2 separate regions of the Homo sapiens genome follow, and region 2 is linked to region 1. A link is a contact called in ENCODE Hi-C data. All regions are on one chromosome and are shown on one strand. The core of a region is the stretch at or near the end of the contact, and the rest is flanking DNA. Distances in the headings are between cores, read along the strand shown. Region 1 holds the start of TMEM161B (transmembrane protein 161B). Region 2 holds the start of GSCAR (glioma stem cell association long noncoding RNA).

Region 1 (4,428 bases), core at 52-2,551:
GCCTCTGCAAGTGAGGGTTTGAAATCTTGTATACGGTGAAGAAACTGACAATAATGAACTTCACCAGAGCCCCGTGATCTTGAAAAACAGCAAAGGTTAAGAAACCCCTTGCCCCCGTTTGTGTTCTGAGAAATTGGCTTACTGCAAAGAATCATCTTTCCTGTAGAACTTAGATAAGACTAAGGGTTGATCCATACCCCCCTACCCCTTGTTTACCTATAACAAGGCCATAACTAGACCCTTCTAATTCCCATCCTTTGCTTCGTAAATGACTTGCTGAAGTACCTGTCCCACAGATCAATCGGAACAAAATACTTATTAACCAAACTTTAAGATTCTCTTCTCTCGGGTACCTGAATTTTGTCCTTCCCTCAGTCTGAAACAACATATACAAACCTCTCCTAACAGCTCCTCCTCAGAATACATGGGCTCAGGGTAAAACATTATCTGGTTACTGCCGGATCATACCCATATTTTCATCCCAATTCCTGACATCTTATTTACCCCTACCAACAAAAGACAAACCCTTTCTGCCTAACCTTTAAGGTGCATGCAAATCTTACGGTCATTCTCCCTACTGCAACAGTTCCTTCAACCTTCCTCCACACCCCTGCAATATTCCTTTCGAATAAAGTCTGTCCTTACTAAACTCGGGTTTTTTATTTGACACCCTTTTCAATTATGAAATGGCTAAGTGTAAAGAATAAGGGGACTACCGTTTCTTTAAATGACAGGTGTTGATCTTATACAAGGAGACCCGTTGTGTCCACCTGGAGAGGCTAAAAGCATTTCTAAGATCTGAAGTTCTTGGCCACTGTTCCGCGGATGGAGAAGGGGGCGCAGAAGAGGTGACTGACCCGGCAAGGTCAACTCTGGGATCACCTGGCGCCACAGGCCATACACAGTAAATGGGCCATGAACAGGCAGGCTACCCAGTCCATACTCCCTGACAGATACGCCCCTGCCTCCGGCCCGCTAGTCTCCCAGACAGGTAGGCGTAATGCTGCTTCCTCAGGGGCTCAGACACCCTGAGATAGGTGGTGGGTCCTACCCAGCAGCTCATCCCAACGTCTCAACTCCATTCTGAGCAGAGCACCTGATGGCTCTTTTCACAGTACTGACCTCCCCGCCCTTTTCGCCCCACCGTTGTCACTCCTGCCCTCACAGAAGAACTCACCATGGCGCCTAGGATAGGTCGTGGACCAGACACCCTGGAGTTGCCGGGGCAGTCCCAAACCTCTTACCTCCCGGTCCTTGAGCCGAGAGACTCTCAAACAGCGAAAGAGAGGGTCTTCCGGCTCTGCCGGAAGTTGTGCGCGCGCGGGACAGGAAGTTCCTCCCTTCTCCAGAGCGCCGTCGACCCCACGCCACGCAGAGGTGAAGATACGCAGGACGTCCTCTAAAGCAACTTCCGTGGGTGCCAGGTTGTGGGCTGGGGGCGGTGCTGACCTTGAGAGAGCGGAGGAGGCGCAGGCGCAGCACAGGTACGTGGGCGGGCGGATCGTGGTGGCTGCGCTTGCGAGGACCCTGAGGTAGATTGGGTGGTTTCAACAGGAACGCATCCACTGTCTGAGAGGTGACGGAGGCACACGTTGGTGTGGGGAGCGGGAGGGGAGAGGGAGGGGGGCGGGTGGGGGGCGGGAGGGGGCCAGGGGTGGGAGTGAGGGTGCGCGATGGGAGTCGACTCCAGACCCAGGTGATTTAGAGAGAGTAAAGACCACCTTTGGCCGTCATTTTGTCTCAGCTTAACTGACGCCCTCTTGTTACCCTCTAGTTTTCCTGACTCGGTCCCTTATTAGCATATCCTCATTTCCACAGACCTGTCCGTCTGTTGCTTCTGTTCCCTGCCTTAGTGGGTACCGTAGCTCTACCCTCCTTCCGGGCAATGGAATCTCATAGTGAGAAGTTTCTTCACTATTCACAGGTGGCAATTGAAGCCGGAAGAACATCTACCAAGAGCAGAGAACCCAGGAAGAAAATTCTGCCTCTTTAATACGTTCCAATATGGACGTTTTCCATATAGATACCTATCTATATAGATAGATGCTCTGGGATCTGACGGTCCTGGACACCTGTATGGCTGTGTGCTGTGGTCTTTGCCTAGCCTGCGGTTCACTTTTGCTCTGGCCACCACCTCCCCTCATGTACAAACCGCGTCTCTGCTCTGCCAGTCTTGGCCCCCGTCAGGCAGCGGTTCACTCCCTCACCAGGGAAGTCTAGATAGATAGATATAGATAGATATCGATCGATAGATATAGATATATATATAGATAGATAGATAGGTAGATATATGGATAGATATAGATATTTGGATAGATATGTAGACGTCTATCTATAAATATATCGATATATCGGGGTTCTCAGCCATCCCAAAGAAGCTTGCACAGGGCCAGTTGCTTTATGTCAGGAAAAGGGACACAGACTGAGTGTATGAGGGTTTTTTTTTTCTATAGATGTATAGATATTTATATCAGATGCAAATAAGTGAAACTCTCATACAACTTTTAATTTTGTGTTTTTTCCAAACTCTATTCCATTCAACTTTTTCTGCCTTTTTATTTGATTATAATGAGACATCGTACTGGAGGCAGGCTTGAAATGGATATACAGAGCACTTTCAACCCAGAAATTTGTCTCACGACTTGGGGTCCTTACTTAAGTTGTAGCTGTTAGTAATTTCATCCATGAATTCACTTTGTGCCATAGTGTGATGTTTTGTTATGAAGTTGGAATTGGGAAGGGAAACTAGGAAGTTTTGGGAGAAGTTAAGAAGGTTGAGTAGGCAGGCGTTGTTATAGATATTAAATTTCACCCTGCTTATCAAAGTACCTGGAGCGTATGGTATCCAAGCTGTAAATGGCCCAAAGGAATCGGGGTTCTCAGCCATCCAAAAGAAGCATGCACAGGGCCAGTTATTTTATGTCAGGAAAGGGGACACAGACTGAGTGTATGAGGGTTTTTTTTTTTGTTTTTTTTTTTTAGTTTAAACTTGATTTTGTGAGGGGACGAACAGCGTGACAATTAAAAGAAGATCTGGGAATCGTAAGTACTGACAGAATACCTGGAGGGAAGGTGGGACTGGAGAATAGTTTGTGAAACAGATCCTGCTGAGGATGAATCCAGAACTTCCTGAAGGGTTCCGCTTCTGCTGTGTAGGGACAAGGTTGTAAATAGACAAGCCACAGGCACCTGCAAATGGTAAGTGTGGTAGAGAGGGGCTGGAATTGCCTGTTGGTGTATCTGTGGGAAGCAGCTGCTATCCTTGAGGAAGAAAAGATGGAGAAGGTAAGTGGCTATCAACCTGTCAGAGACAACACATTCTGTGAAGTTGTACTCTTTCATTTCTGACACTGTGGTTCTTAATATCTGTCCTAAACCTGGCAGTCATTGAGGTTCGCAAAGTATCTCCTTCTATGTGACAGTAAAACTGGAATTACTATCAGAATGGAATCCATTCCTGCTAGAGTAAAACCATGAAAAGAAATCGCAGTTTTGATTATCTGCTTATCATTTTTAATAGATCACAGAGTGCAGTGTTCCTTATTTGTTGTATGGCAAGTTGATGAATAACTCTTGATTAATATCTTTTAATGTTCTGTTTCACACAGTTCTCTCAATTACATGTGAAAAATCTGTTATATAAGTAATGCTATTTAATGATTAAAATGGATATATGTTTTAAGGTAGTGCCACCCAGTCTTTTTTTTTTGGTAGAATAATATTATTATCTATTGGTTGCCTGCCTTGAAGTACAGTAATTTCTCTGTTTCCATTATTTAAAATAGGTGAGTGTCTTTGACAAAGATACAAAGAAAGGGGACAGTTATGAAAGGGAAGAAAAGATAGATGGAGATGAAAAGAAATTCAGTAGTTTCAGCAAGGGAATTAGGAGCATAATCTTTGAGAAAAGTCTTGGTTGCTTACCATTCGGGCTTTGTGATGAGTTGAAATGTCCTGAATGAGAACTGTTCTCAAATGCTTTCAAGACCAACAAAAAGTACGATACCCACACTGACCTGGAACTCTTTAAACCATTAAGATATATCACTTTTTCGCAGTTCAGTCCATATTTTTTGCAAAATGTTCTGCTTAGTTTTTCTGCTAAGAAATTACTGTTTCTGAACAAGGTTAAGTGTCGTATGCTTTCATTGTAGTTTTTTTTCCCCTAACATATACTGTTTTCCTAATTAGACTATAAATTCCTCCACAGCTGGGACCTTGTTTTGTTTTCTCGCCTTCCCCATAACAAATATCATTTAAGTGAATGTTGTAAACAGTTACTTCATTTAAATTGCCCTTAAAATGCTTTATGACAAAGACGTTATTTGTAGTAATACCTATAATGGTAAAAAGTTTGTTGCAGTCTTACAGACGATAAGATTGATCAATTGTTATATATGCTTAGTGGAATTTTATCTAGCTGTTCTA
Region 2 (4,405 bases), core at 857-3,356, 430 kb after region 1:
CAGCTACTCGGGAGGCTGAGGCAGGAGAATCGCTTGAACCGGGACCCGGGAAGCAAAGGTTGCAGTGAGCGGAGATCGCGCCACTGCACTCCAGCCTGAGCTACAGAGCGAGACTCCGTCTCAAAAAAAAAAAAAAAAAAGAAAGAAAAAGAAAAAAGAAAAAAAAAAAAGAAAGAAAGAAAAGAAAGAAAAAACCCTTGTGAGCCGCCTAAAAACCGTCCTGTGAGCATCTCATCCCCACACTGGCGCTGCCACCCGCACGGACCTTCCAACTTCGCACTGTTCCATTTTCTCTATGTGCTTTTCAGCCCATCCTTGGAGTTGCTCTGTAAGAAGGACTTTCGGAGTGAAACTCCACAGTGCGGTTCAAAGACACGCTTAGGATGCCCCGGGATGGAGAGAGGACTGAGCTTGGACTGGAATTCCTGGAACAGACGAGGGCTTGTGAGCTTGTCCCAGGCACTGAGGACAGCATACTCTTCCCGACAAGGGCATCTGGGTCGAGAGAAGGTGGAGCGGGTCTTCGGCAAAGGCGAAACCCTGGAGAACGCTGCCCCACCCCACCCTGTAAGCGTGGACGAGTAATAATCTCCCGGCCTCAGTTTCCACCCTCTGCTTATATCAATTTTAAGAAGCTTTATTTTTTCTAAGATGATTTTCCCTACATATTTCTTGTCTCCCTCACTGCCATTCCCGCCCCTCCCCCCCAAAATACATTGTAAATCTTTTTCCTCCTACGGTTAATTTTAAAGAACCACAAAAGTTTGCATAAGACAGAATTTACCTGCCCATATATTTCTGTTGAAGGTGGAAAATTGTTTTTACGTGGCAAGTTTTATTTCTATTGATTTCTAAAAATTTTATCTGGAAAGAATTTGGCTCATGAGCTAAATAATATAGTTACCATTTGCTTAATAATTTTTAAGCTCTAGGCATTGAGGTAAATGCTTTATATATTTTTTCTTAGTCTGAGAACAACCATGTAAAATAGGGTTTTTCCTTCTGTTTTTCTTCCTCCCTCTCTTCTTTCCAATTTGAAAACTGAGGCAGAGACATTAAATGGCTTTCACAAAGGTATAGAGCTAGTAAGTAGCAGAGGCAGAGTCTGAACACAACTACCAACCGCTAAGTGGAAGCTCTTAGCAGAGGTCAGCCGAGTTTTCAAGTGAGGCTATAACTGCTGAAGAGTAGCCCTTCAACCTATGGTACTTGGTTGCCCATTATAAAGGAAAGCTGTGTAGTAATTTGACTTTTTATACCTTAAGAAATAATCACGGCAAAAAAAAACCCTAAAAATAATCTTTAGCTGTTAAGCAATCATCATATTGCTAGTTGTAGTGCTGTTATTCATATTTTGCAACTGTTTATATATTATGAGATAAAGCAAGTAAGTCATTATATTGGTGTCTTACAGAACTGAAATTTTTCATTATAAGTAAAAAGGAGATACAGGTGGAAGATTATTGAAATCAAATAAAAATCTTATAGCCCTGGAAAGAAAAAAAAAGGAAAGCTATGGTTAAGAAGCAAGAGTAGAAGCTGTGAGTAGTTACTACCAGTACAGAAAGCTTGAAACAGACTTGTATTCCCACCCCAATCAATGCTTCTCACAGGAGCACATTGAATCCTCTGTTATGTTAATTCTGGCAATCTCTATGTCTTCTGGGTCCTACCATCAAACCTCTGAAAGCAATTCAAATATTTTGCCACTCCCTTTGACCATTTATTTTTTAAATCTGAGATTAGAATTGTGGAACACATAGTGGATTGATATAAAGAGGAAAATCAAGCACCAGGAATAAAGATTATAAAAGAGTTAGCTCCTTGAAGGTTGTTGGTAATAGACCAATCATGCCAACATAAAAAAATTAAATACTACTTTAATGAAATTTCATACTTTTAATAAATTACTTTCATCTTGTTAGTTCTGATCTAGAATATCTTTGTATTTAACATAAATGAGATAAAATTATAAAGAGATTCATCCTCTATTTTCCATTATAACATGCATAAAGTAAGATTTCAAAAATTTAAATAAATGTGTCAGAATATTCATGGAAAGTATTCAGCTGTGAGATTATGTACTTATTTGAATAAAGTGTCTTTTTACAATATATTTGGATTCTTCTATTTCTCCACTTCCTCCTTTTTTCCTCCTCTCTCATCCTCATTTTTCTCCTCCTCATCCATTTTCCCTTTCTCTTCCTCCCATTCATTTTGTCATTGGAATCTATTTCTGAGACACATGAGAAAATGAACCTCATTAGTTTATTTTTTCCTTAAAATGGTATTTTTGAAAAAAAAAAGCAGAAGATGTCACCTTCAACTGAGGATGATATGCCAATTTGAATAGCATATCCTCTGACTGTTGCAGACATTCAGAACTATGTGTGCCATCCCAAAGAAGGTCTTCAATGGCAGCTATTTTTTAAAATGTTGTTTTACAGTCACATTCGATTTACTATTAGATTATCCTCGAATTAAAATAGCTGATACCATAATACTAAATACTAACATTTTAAAGCTATTGTTATGATGTGTTTACCATTGCCATTACTTTTAAAACCAAGGAAAGCACAGTCTGGTAAGACACAATCAGCAGTGAGATACAATCACAACACCACATAAGAGAAATGTAATGTATCATAGCTAGCCCTAGAAAAATAACATTCATCTGCTTTGTAATCTCTCAGATTCGATTGCAGCAAGGAAATATTTATACTTTCATGCAAAAACACATGAGAACCACGGTTTAGAATGGCTAAAATTTTGAGCAAAAAATAGTTTTGTCTTCATCACGTATTGTGTATTGAGCTTTTTTTGTTTTTCTCCTTCATCAACAAACTTAGCTTACCTTTCTTCTAATCTTTGAGGGCCCTGCTCTTTGCTTCCCAAGGTAATGACTGGGTCATTTGATAAAATGAGCCTAGGCTAATGTATTGATGGTTATAAATGTGTTAATGTGCAAATCTTTGGCCACAATTCCTTCAAGCTTTTCAAATCAGATATGAATCTTAATGAACACGTTTGGAGGGAATACTCTTTGTTGTCTAACTTTAGTAAGGGGAACATAATGGTACTACATAAACTCACTCTTTTAAGGCTGGCCTGTCATAAATGCTTAAATACTCATCAGTGCAATTATGAAGAAAGCCCATTAGGGAAAGAATTGAAACCTAGCATATCTGGAACATAAGATAGCTGAATTTAAAAAAAATAGCTAAGACAGCTTTAAAATTTAGACAGTAGAAGACCCATTTATAATTCTTAGACATTAATTTTAAAAGATCATTCAATGACAATTTAAATTATTGGGCTTGTGCTAGAAAGAAGACTACTCTTCTCCTATGTTGAAACCACATTCACCTTTCTGTCCCCAGAACACTTGCTTCTTCCCTTTATAATTGGTGTTCTCTATGCCTGGAACACTTCCCACAGAAATTAACATGATTGCATGCTCATTGCATTCTCAGGAAGCATTCCTAGGCCAAACTAGCTCAACCCATTACCCCATCACTCTCTACCACATTTGTATTTTAAAAATAGAATCTGTAATAATCTGAAAGAGCTTTGTTTCTATATTCGTTTACACTTTTAAATATACTTCTATTACAGGAACCACCAAGAGGTCAGGGACTTTGCCTGCCTTACTCATTACACAGCAGATACTCAGTAAATATTGAATAAATGATTAAATATGTCTATTTGTGATATAGGTCATCTTTTGGATATCTCGATCATTAGCCATTCTTCATTTGTATATATTATGCATACAAAAAAAGCACCAGTTCTGTTTTGTTTTCTAGTAACAATACATTTCTTAACCAGAAGCTAAAGTGGTTTGGGATAAGGCAGAACCTGGTTTAGAAATTAATGCAGAGAAATAGCTAGTTGGAAAGAATACTTGCTACGTACACCATTTCTTTTAGAAGACAACTTGCTAGTAGCAAGGGATTGTGTTATGCATAGATTTTACAAAATATCAAGACTACAGTAATCACTGAATACTTGCATTCATTTATTCATTAATTCAGCAAACATCCATAGTATGGCACTCTATGGTTGGTGCTGTGCACACAAAAATAATTAACATGATTCTCTCACAAGTTAGAGGTACAGTGACAGTCACCATCCTTTTAGGTAAAACTGCAAGCAGGAAAAATAAACTGCAGTGCATCTAGTCATTTTTCCATTTGCTTTCATTTCCTTCCTTCTTTAGGCACCCTTTGTATCTGGCTCTCCTTGTTTCTTCAATCAACTGTAGAAAAGTATCTGATAAAATTTCATACTAAAGTGTAAGAGATTTATATTGGCTATGTCCTAGAGATATTTACTTTATATCAAATTAGAAAGCAAATGAGAAACTCTCTAATTATGGACTTTCCAAACCAGACAGGAGAAGGTA

Evidence for each region. A loop is a pair of places that touch in the nucleus more often than their neighbours do. Pooled maps may share reads with other maps.
Region 2: a loop to region 1 is called in a pooled map of gastrocnemius medialis, with 2.0 times the contacts of the local background. The contact joins the promoter of GSCAR here to the promoter of TMEM161B in region 1. A Hi-C loop is called at or near these places in 6 of 168 maps with a recorded cell type or tissue (CD4-positive, alpha-beta memory T cell, CD8-positive, alpha-beta T cell, PC-3 and 3 more), 3 of 37 single-sample maps with no recorded cell type and 20 of 50 pooled maps.

What each region holds. Positions count from the first base shown.
Region 1 is chr5:88,267,544-88,271,971 of GRCh38, forward strand. TMEM161B (transmembrane protein 161B) reads right to left here and starts at 1,302. Exons shown (of 12, transcript NM_153354.5): 1 at 1,178-1,302. The coding sequence starts at 1,180. It overlaps TMEM161B-DT (TMEM161B divergent transcript), which reads left to right and starts at 1,339. Exons shown (of 3, transcript NR_039995.1): 1 at 1,339-1,484; 2 at 2,983-3,042. RefSeq lists enhancers at 1,089-1,588, 1,279-1,468.
Region 2 is chr5:88,695,038-88,699,442 of GRCh38, forward strand. It overlaps GSCAR (glioma stem cell association long noncoding RNA), which reads right to left and starts at 2,107. Exons shown (of 3, transcript XR_007058863.1): 1 at 1-2,107. All of the region lies in intron 1 of MEF2C-AS2 (MEF2C antisense RNA 2), which reads left to right. RefSeq lists an enhancer at 897-1,876.